Regions from separate parts of the Homo sapiens genome. Here region 1 is linked to region 2. Evidence: chromatin loops called from intact Hi-C (ENCODE). Cell type or tissue: PC-9. All regions are shown on one strand. Links, peaks and the distances in the headings refer to the core of each region. The heading gives the core; the rest is flanking DNA. Region 1 overlaps AP1AR (adaptor related protein complex 1 associated regulatory protein). Region 2 overlaps LINC02945 (long intergenic non-protein coding RNA 2945).

The links. A loop is a pair of places that touch in the nucleus more often than their neighbours do. Peaks named below come from ENCODE experiments on the same cell type or tissue, not always from the same donor. Only the 100,000 strongest peaks of a DNase experiment are listed, where the experiment ranks them.
Region 1: a loop joins it to region 2, with 6 times the contacts of the local background. A loop is called at or near these places in 12 of 110 quality-filtered maps.

What each region holds. Positions count from the first base shown.
Region 1 is chr4:112,232,876-112,238,260 of GRCh38, forward strand. The region is part of intron 1 of AP1AR (adaptor related protein complex 1 associated regulatory protein); the gene reads left to right. Among named protein-coding and RNA genes, the nearest start is that of AP1AR-DT, 3.4 kb to the left of the region's middle. RefSeq lists a silencer at 2,240-2,289. In PC-9, for the core only: CTCF peaks have their summits at 2,340 (motif pointing left) and 2,546; a DNase peak (open chromatin) is centred at 2,306; H3K4me3 peaks cover 2,137 bases; H3K27ac peaks cover 992 bases.
Region 2 is chr4:112,072,832-112,078,216 of GRCh38, forward strand. All of the region lies in intron 1 of LINC02945 (long intergenic non-protein coding RNA 2945), which reads right to left. It also overlaps the pseudogene TUBB8P3. Among named protein-coding and RNA genes, the nearest start is that of LINC02945, 37 kb to the right of the region's middle. RefSeq lists an enhancer at 4,461-4,510. In PC-9, for the core only: a CTCF peak has its summit at 2,533 (motif pointing right); a DNase peak (open chromatin) is centred at 600.

The sequences.
Region 1 (5,385 bases), core at 182-5,181, 160 kb after region 2:
CTTCTCTTGAGTAAACCTGGGATATTGCTTAGGTTTTGTATATGCACCATCCACAGAATAGTAATTTCATAATTCCGTTTTTGTGTTTTTTTATTTCATATATATTGAAAAAATTAGAGCAAATTCCTTTGGGGTTGGCTTTGTTGTTATTAAATGTCCCTCCGGAATTCAAACCTAGAATTGAAAATCTGAACCAAGCCAGTTTGTGTAAGGACTAAGACTGTTTTGCACTTTCTGAAACAGATTGCTAATTTTTCATAATCTGTTCCATTTAACTAACATTATTGGGTAATAAGATGTTCAACATAAATAAATTGCAGTAAATGATCATAATTTGAATCTTTGGTAATGGAGATCTTATAAAATATAGGATTCTCATTCATTAATTAGGCATTGTGTCACCTCTCTGATACAAAATAGCTAAGGTTTTACACTAAGTATCCCTAGAATGGAAGGGCAAGGATTTGCAGTTTGTGCCTAGTGTAATATTTCGATTTCCCTAATTTATGAGTTATTACTCTTGAGTGGGACATGACAGTTGTTTTATCTTGTCATCCAGGATCATCTGGTTTAAGTATTTATAATTTTTGTGTGTGAATGAAACTTACAAGGTCAAGCTGCTTAAGTAGGCTTGCCCAATAACTAGATGCCACACAATCTTTGGCTTTTACTATTATTTGTAGTTGTGTTACAGGGCGTTAAATTCTAACTCCAAGAAAGTTGGTTGGTGAGGGAGCAGTACTTACATTCTAAATGGATAAGCAAAAAACTTTATATTTGACTTTGGACTACATGATGTGTCTGTGGACTTTAGTTTTGTTTTTTTCATGGGGTCTCCGTAGAGTACGGCATTAAAATTGTAGGTTCTACTCCCTCAGCTCGTGAGCTTGGCAGCACAGGGAGGTGGCAGGAGGAAATCCATGAATCAGCGTGAGTGTTAATTGTCTGTAGATATGCCATAAAAACATAAGCAGGTGGAGTATTTCTTTCTTTTTTTTTGAGACGGAGTCTCGCTCTGTCGCCCAGGCTGGAGTGCAGTGGCGCGCGATCTCGGCTCACTGCAACCTTCGCCTCCCGGGTTCACGCCATTCTCCTGCCTCAGCCTCCTGAGTAGCTGGGACTGCAGGCGCCCGCCACCATGCCCGGCTAATTTTTTTGTATTTTTAGTAGAGACCGGGTTTCACCCTGTTAGCCAGAATGGTCTTGATCTCCTGACCTCATGATTCGCCAGCCTTGGCCTCCCAAAGTGCTGGGATTACAGGCATGAGCCACCGCGCCCGGCCAGCAGGTTGAGTATTTCTTATCTGAAATACTTGCTTTGGAGTTCAGATTTTTATTCAGATTTTGGAATATATGCATTATATACTGGTGTAGTATCTGAAAATCTGAAATCCAGAATTCTCCAATGAACATTTTCTTTGAGTAACATGTTGGCACTCAAAAAGTTTCAGATTTTGGAACATTTCAGATTTTGGGTTTTGGGGTTAGGTATACTCAACTTGTGGTTGGATTTTTACTGTTTGTGGGCAAAGCTCTTTGAACAAGTCCTGTGGAGGCAGTGAGAGTTTATAGGTTGTGGACACTGTCATCTAAAATTATATAATGGTGATATTGATCCTATTACTTTAAGTCTATAAACAGGATTTGACGGTTCCCTTACTTGAATTTTCTGATTAACTTATTGTTTAACATCAATTTTAATACTGTTTTAGCAGCTTCCAGTAAGCATGTAGAGACAGATGGATATAGTTACTTGTGCAATAAGGTTAAACTCTTATTTTAGTTTTTTTTTTTTTTTATCAGCTGTTTTGATTTTCTTTCAAGTATAGGTCTGGATAGTTAGTAGTTCTTCTAAAGGTGAAAAAGTTGAGGAGTAATCACAAAAACTTGATTTGATCCTATATGTCTTTGTAGTGACCACAAAAGAAGAGGGTGTCCTCAACTTTTTTAGCTTGATTTAAGCTAGACTTCACAGGGAAGCCTTATGATCTAAGGCCTGGTTTCTGAGTCTTGCAGATTGACATACCCCTGAGAAATCTGAAAATCAGATCACTCGTTTTTTACTATTTTAATCTCAAAACCAGAATTACCACTTTTTCCAGTTTATAAAATACTAGGGAATTCTAGTATTGTATATTCTAGGATATCTGTTTCACCAGTCAAAATATCAATATCAGTGTTGACGTATGTTGGAAACCCTACTACTAATGAAGTCATTTGGTGATTAAAGCAGAGAGAATTAAATATCTTTAAGGAATAAAACTTAGGCATCCTAATGAGTCATACTTCTTCACTGGAGTTTTGCCTGCCAACACTTTCTACAGGGCTCCATCTGCTGGTCAGTTCTCCTGTTTCTCTGAGCAGGCCTTTGTATAGACTTAGTTTTTTCTTTCTCAGATAGAAGACCCAATTAAGTTTTGTTGTGTTGTATTTAATTCCTATTTCTATATTACTGTATAATTCCACATAGTGATTCCACTTAAGATAAACTAGTTTTTATAGAAAGGTAAACCATATTTTGTATCCTCATCAATATGTAACATTTGTTGGCCTTTTTGGCTCCAGCAGCCAAGTTGCTTTCAGGCAATAGTTCACAGTGATTTGCTTTTCCATTCCTAGTAAAAATGATTTTAATAATAACTGACAACATTCCGTTACTTCCTATGTGCCAGGCACTGTTCTAAGTACTTTATATTATCTCACTTATTCCTCCCCGCAATCCTGTGAGGCAAGTAAGTATATATATTATATATATTATAGGTTGAAAACTGAAACTTAGAAAGTTGAACTTTCCCAAGATAGCAGAGCTGGGATTGCAACCCAGGTCCCTCTGAATTCAGAGTTCTTATCCTTAACCACCACAAATAGTTCATGGCACTTTATTCTATAGGTAAACATTTGGTTGCTATCTCTCTCATTGCAGTATCTTGAACGTTGTCACCAGAAGAACTTATGAATATACCTGAACAACTTGACTCTTTATTCTGTGTGCTAAGCTGTCTTTTTCTTGAAACTATGCGCTTGACTTCCACAATATCACCTTTATCTTATTTTCCTGTTTCTCTCCTAGCTATTCTTACTCTGTCTATTAAATGTGGAGATTTTCTTGTCTTCTCTTTTTTAATTTCCTTCATATGTGTATTACCTGCCCCTGAAGAAATTTTACCCATTCCTATGATTTCAACCACCACTACTTCCAAATCTCATCTTCTGCTTGTAGATCTTTTCAGTTGTCTACCTAAGAGGCACTCTTGGATATATTCAATTAAATCTCTATATATTATTTTCAGTCTCTCCTTAAACATACTGAACCTGTTTTCTTCCTGTCTTCTGCCATAAACATTGCCTTTCAAACTGCTTAGTCAGCAGCTTCCAGACTACTCTCTCTATTGTAGCTCTCATACTTCAGCCCACCCTCCCTTCCTATCATGAGTTAGGCTTTCTAAAACCCGCATTGGATTGTTTCTTTCCTTTGCTCAGCAACTTCCATCTGCTCCCTGATTCCCATAGCTAAATTTCTAAGTCTTTTTTTTTTTTTCCCCCAAAAAGGAGTCTCGCTCTCTTGCCCAGGCTGAAATGCACTGGCACAATCCTGGCTCACTACAACCTCCACCGCCTGAGTTCAAGTGATTGTCTTGCCTCAGCTCCGCAAGTAGCTGGGATTACAGGCACCCACCACCATGCCTGGCTAATTTTTGTATTTTTAATAGAGACAGGATTTCACCATGTTGGCCTGGCTAGTCTCGAATTCCTGACCTGAAACGATCTGCCCACCTCGGCTTCCCAAAGTGCTAGAATTACAGGCACGAGCCACTGCGCCCGGCCCTAAATTTAAAAGTCTTTTTTCCTTCTGTGACAGCATGATGAATTACATGGCATTCAAATGTATGGCATACTGTCCCTTTGTATACTCAGGATGATATTTAGTTCTATATTTGGGTTTCTATAATCTCTTTGTCAAAAAATGTCAGGATACAAATCAGTGAGAAAAACATTAAAAGAATAACATTAAAGCTATTCTAATTTCAAAAAACGTGTCATTCATAAATCTTAGCATTTTAACTTTTTGATAACTTACTATCCTCCCAACTACTAGTTTAAACTTTGGACAAAGCAATGTAACCTTAACCTGTTTTTACCAGTGTTATTCTCTCCCATCCTCTCTCTTACCACTTTTAATATCCTATATACCAGATGGACTGTGCTTGTTCTTGTTTTCCTAAAATACAGTGTTTTCTTTTTGTTTCCCCAAGACGGAATCTTGCCCTGTTGCCCAAGCTGGAGTGCAGTGGTGTGATCTTGCTCACTGCAACCTCCGCCTCCCAGGTTCAAGCAATTCTCCTGCCTCAGCATCCCGAGTAGCTGGGATTACAGGTGTGTGCCACCACACCTGGCTAATTTTTGTATTTTTTAGTAGAGACGGGGTTTCGCCATGTTGGCCAGGCTGGTCTCGAACTCCTGACCTCGTGATCCCCCCGTCTCGGCCTCCTAAAGTGATGGGATTACAGGCGTGAGCCACTGCGCCTGGCCAAATACAGTGTTTTCTAACCCTGTGCCTTTGTGGGTGATATTTATTTTCTTTTTTATTTTTATTTTTTTTGAGACGAGGTCTCACTCTGTCACCCAGGCTGGAGTGCAGTGGTGTGATCTAGGCTTATTAAAACCTCCACCTCCCAGGCTCAAGCAATTCTACCTCAGCCTCCCAAGTAGCTGGGACTACAGGCGCAGGCCACCACGCTTGGCTAATTTTTGTATTTTTTGTAGAGACACGCAGGGTTTCACCATGTTGCCCATGCTGGTCTCGAACTCCTGAACTCAAGTGATCTGCATACCTCAGCCTCCCAAAGTGTTGGAATTACAGTTGTGAGCCACTGCGCCTGGCCTCTGTGATATTCCTTCTTTTTTTAGTTTTTTTGTGAGCTTTCACTTACCTTTACCTTACCTTACTTACCTTCCCTATGAAACCCGCTCCAAGCCCCTGAAACCATATTATCTCCCTGAGGAAATAATATTTTCTACAGGCTTATTTTTGCTCTATATCAAGGGTTGGCAAACTTTTTCTGTAATGGGCCAGATAATATGTATTTTAGGGTTGGCAGGTGGTATGGTCTGTCACAACTACTGAACTTGCCTGTTTTAGTGCAAGAGCAGCCATAGACAGCATTTCAACAAATGAGTGTGGCTATATTTCAATGCAACTTTATTTACAAAAATAGGCAGAGGGCCAGATTTGGCCAGTGGGCCATAGTTGCCAACTCCTGGTACCATATGTACCATGATGTACGCTAAGAGCTCCTCAAGGAGGTCAAGGACTGTGTTTTATCACTCTCTCCATTCTCAGTATCTTACATTTGTTGAATGAACAGCCAGAAGAGTTATTTGAAC
Region 2 (5,385 bases), core at 157-5,156:
GATGAGATTGGGTGGGGACACAGAGCCAAATCATATCACTATGAAGGGTGTTGTGGGAAGTCAGGGACCCTGAACAGAGGGACCAGCTGGAGCTGAGGCAGAAGAACATAAATTGTGAAGATTTCATGAACATTTATCACTTCCCAAAATTAATACTCTTGTAATTTCTTATGCCTGTCTTTAATCTCTTAATCCCATTATCTTTGTAAGCTGAGAATGTACGTCACCTGAGGATCACTATTGTACAAATTGATTGTAAAATATGTGTGTTTGAACAATATGAAATCAGTGCACCTTAAAAAAAAAACAGAATAACAGTGATTTTCAGGGAACAAGGGAAGACAACCATAAGGTCTGACTGCCTGCAGGGTTGGGCAGAATACAGCCCTATTTTTCTTCTTGCAGGGAGCCTATAAACGGACGTGCGAATAAGAGAAATATCACTGAATTCTTTTCCCAGCAAGTAATAACCCTGGGGAAGGAATGCATTCCTTGGGGGAGGTCTATGAACAGCCGCTCTGGGAGTGTCTGTCTTATGCAGTTGAAATAATGACTGAAATACGCTCTGGTCTCCTGCAGTGCCCTCAGGCTTACTAGGATTGGGAAATTCCAGCCTGGTAAATTCTAGTCAGACCAGTTATCTGCTCTCAAACTCTGTTTCCTGTTAAGATGTTTATCAAGACAATACGTGCATGGCAGGACATAGACCCTCATCAGTATTTCTAATTTTGCCTTTGCCTTGTGATCTTTATTGCCCTTTGAAGTATGTGATCCTTGTGACCTACTCCCTGTTCATACACCCCCTCCCCTTTTAAAATCCCTAATAAAAACTTGCTGGTTTTGTGGCTCGGGGTCATCATCACGGTCCTACCAATATGTGATGTCATCCCCAGAGGCCCAGCTGTAAAATTCCTCTCTTTGTACTCTTTCTCTTTATTTCTCAGACCAGCCAACACTTAGGGAAAATAGAAAAGAACCTATGTTGAAATACTGGGGCTGGTTCCCCCAGTAAATGGGAAAAAAAAATCCTTCTTACCTAAGATCCTTTTTTCCAACCAAAATCCAATCCAAGAAAAAAGTATCCTTTAAATCCAAACTCATTTCCTTAGCTATTAATGCAGTTTATCATAGCTACATATTGAAAGTTACAAATATGCCAGGCTTTGTCCATGTAGAACATCATTTTTTAATCTGTCAGCTTCTGACATTAATAACACTGCAAAAAGAAGGACAGGAAATTACTCCTTTGACTCCTTCATGATAAAAAAAAATTAAAATTTTATCTGATAAAATGAAACACCCAACATAGACCTCTTATTTTATCCCATAATACACACAAAGCAGTAATTTTACTTGAACATTGCTTCCTGATGTGCCTAGTTCTATAGTTAATTCCAAAAGTCCTATATGTTCAAGCAATGCTTCTCGTGTTGATTTTCTCATGTAGGTATGATCTGTTTTACTCACTGAAGCCAGAGTGGGTTTTTTTTTTTTTTAATATCTGATTATGGCACTTAACTGCTTAAAATCCTTCAATGTCCGTACATTGTTTTTGGAATAAGAAGCTAAATCCTGGATACAACCTTCAAGGCCTTACATGATTTAGTCTCAACTTCCTTTTCAGCCTCATTGCTAATTACTGTCTACTTCGATTGCTGAGCCTTGACCCCCAAACCTGCTTCCAGTTCCCTGTATGCTTCTCCTTCATAGCACTTAACACAATTGATGTTAATTATTTGTGCTAAGGGTTTGCCTAATACCACTTACCATACTAGATTGTAAGCTCCATGAAAATAGCAAGTATAAACATCTTACTTGCTATTGTATCCCGGCATCTAATCTGGTACGTGGTGCATACTCAATAAATATTTATACAGCACATGAATACCTAAGGGAGAATCTCATATTTTTATTTCTTTGCATTCCCTCAAGTTAAAACACAAGAAATATTATGATGAATTTAAATGTCAAATAAGACACCTAATACATATACTTAGCCTAGAACTGTGCCAGACTCAGTAATTATTTATTGCTTATTATATATTGAACACATATATCACTTCTTTGCCTTTTGACTAAGATCATGTGTAAGATATATTAAATGATATTATTACTGGTCAATATCTGACTATAAAGTCATAAAACATTTACTAAAAATTGATACTAATATTAAGCCTTCCTGAAATAGTCCTATTGAATTTCCATAAATAAGAGGAAAACTTAAATGAAAGTTTGCTATTTTAACTTCTGTGGCATTTAATCAAAACAATTCAGTAGTAATGTAACTAGAATGGCCCATATAACTGGCTTGGAATGCATGTTTGGTCATATCTTGTATATTTCCATGGAATCACCCTCTCCCCCACTTGTCTGTATTAATAGAAAATCCATTATCTCTCTCTTGAGACCTACCCTTTCCCACTCTTGAGTCCAGTGGCTTACTCACTCTAAACTCCTGGCTGATGGAGAAAACTTCCTGGGCTCAGCAAGGCTGTTGTTTCTTTCATTGCCACTAGATGTCGTTGTTGAAACCTAATATACATTCACAATCTGATGGCGGTGGCATGTCTATCCTCAGCAAAATCCTTTACAGACCCAGACCCTGTATAACTGCACACTTGAGTGTAAATCAGGGCTCTTCAATCTCCTACTCAGATGTCCAGTTTTCTTCTCAAAGCATGAAAATCAGGCTAGGGTGGCTGAGTCTAGAGGGGTTTACAGCCCTGGTAACATATTATGTCAGAACCAACTTACCCCATGACCTGCAAACAAAGGGGCCCCAGTTCAAATATGTCTCCTTGAAATATTTTGTTTATCCATACTGTGTTTGAAATTTCATATAAAAATTTTCACACAGGTCGGGCACAGTGGCTCACGCCTGTAATCCCAGTATTTTGGGAAGCCATGGTGGGCAGATCACTTGTGGTCAGGAGTTTGAGACCAGCCTGGCCAACATGGTGAAACCTCCTCTCTAATAAAAATACAAAAATTTAGTTGGGCATGGTGGCGTGTGCCTGTAATCCCAGCTACTCAAGAGGCTGAGGCAGGAGAATCACTTGAACCCAGGAGGCAGAGGTGGCAGTGAGCCAAGATCACACCACTGTACCCCAGCCTAGGTGACAGAGCCAGACTGTCTCATTAAAAAAATTTTTTTTTAATTTATAAAAATTTTTCACCCAAACAAGCTGTATCTCCAGTTTCTCTTGGATAATACTGCAGTACTGAGCTCCTATCCGGCACAGCAACACCATCTGGGGCTGAATCGCAATAGCATCTCTCACCTCCTCCATATCAGATTGCTCAAGGCAAGCACTTCGCTGCAGTGCCCTCCACTCCACATTCCCTGATGCTGGTTGTTACTTGCCACAGCCAATTGAATGTATGGTGCCTGTTCTAGGCCCTGATGGCTGTGCAAGAGCAAAAATCCAGGGTCCACCTTTTCTCACAGGTTTTCCTATGTAGATCTGTGGCCCTTACCTGCCACTAGATGTGAGTCAAGGACACTTTTGTCCATCAGAGAAGTCTCCAGGACCTTTCCTCCCAAAAGGCTCACTGACCCCCAACCACCCAGTAACAAGCTCTGCAGACAAGACCAGCCACATAATTTGCAAAGCCCAATGCAAATGGAAATTCAGGACCTTTTGTTCAAAAGTCAGGAAAAGAGTGCCAGTAAAAGTACTACTATATTAAATGTTTTCCTTTCTTCCACAGTCTCTCTCTCTTCTCCTGTCATGGTGATTTTTATTTGCTATTTAAAGTTATGCTCCCTCAGGCATGGGAATACTTGCAGGGCAAGTACAGATCTTCACAGGTGCCCAGGAGCCCTGCCTGTGACCCTATGCATGTAGCCCACGACCTCTCTGCATCCACCAAACTGACAGGCTGTGCCCTACTCAGGGGCGGAAAGGTCATTCGCCTCTTCCCACAGTTCCATGGTCCCACTGTCCCAACCCAGAGTGGATGGGCAACCACCACGGAATGGGAACCTCCATGCCATGCATTCAGTGTCTGGATATGGTGGGCCAAAGACTTTCCTGCCAACTCACTCACCAAATGTACCGTGGAGTTACCAGCCTGGGGCAGGGACAGCCACCACCTCGCCCTGCCCTGAGATGCTGTGGGGCACACATCGACCCTGAACCTCCCATATCGGTGTTCAAGCCCCCACTAGGGGAAAAAGGCAATGGCAGAATGCTGCCCATCTCAACCCCAACACCCTTGAGGTGACCACCTCAAGCAGAAGGCACATCAGTTAATGGGGTACAAGCAGAGAGGAAGAGGCAGGGTGAGGCCAGGGTGTGAGGGCATAGGAAGCAGGTAGCCATGAACCCATCCTGGGGAAGTGGGAGGAGGGGGACCGAGAGGGAGCTGAGGCTCCATGTCCCTGGCACATGCTCCATTTTTCCATCGGACTTCACTTATGAAAATACAAATTCTAAAATAAAACTACAAGGAATGTCATGACAGCAACTGCTGAGCATTAAGCCCAGTTATGGGGCCCTTCTGAGCTGGGGATCCTGTGTGACTGCACTGTTCTCACACCCTAAGGCTGGCCCTGTCAGCAGACAGTGGGATCTGAAGAGAAGAAACTTTGAAGCCACAAAAAGTTTTTGTTACACACTTCCTCCAGGGCCATGGGGGCCTAATTACCATATGTTTCAGAACTTAGTGGGGCACTCAAGTGACTCTTCTCTGAAGAAGAAAAGTTGGTTTGATTTATTCTGTGCACCTAGTGTAAAGGTGGCTGGCAGTTTCTTCATGTACATGGTGTCCGACACAGTGGTGGAGCCCTACAACACCACTTTCTCAGTCTACCAGCTCATAGAAAATGCAGGTGAGACCTTTTGCATTGATAATGAAGCTCTCTATGACATCTGCTTCAGAACCCTAAAGTTGCCCACACCCAACTATGGTGACCTGAACCACCTGGTATCTGCCACCATGAGTGGGGTCACCACCTGCCTGCACTTCCCAGGCCAGCTGAATGCTGACCTTGGGAAACTGGCCATAAACATGGTCCCATTCCCCCACCTGCACTTCTTCATGCCTGGCTTTATCCTGCTGACCAGCCGGGGCAGCCAGCAGTACCGGGCCTTGATGGTGGCTGAGCTCACCCAGCAGACGTTTGATGCCAAGACTATGATGACTGCCGGTGCGACCCCTGCAAGGCTGCTACCTAATGGCAGCTGCCATTTTCAGGGGCCACATGTCCCGGAGGGAGGTGGACGAGCAAATGCTTAACAGCGAAAACTAGAACAGCAGCTACTTTGCTGACTGGATCCCCCACAATGTGAAAACAGCTTTCTGTGACATCCCACCTCCAGGGCTAAAAATGTCTGCTGCCTTCACTGGCAACAACATGGCCATCCAGGAGCTGTTCAGGCA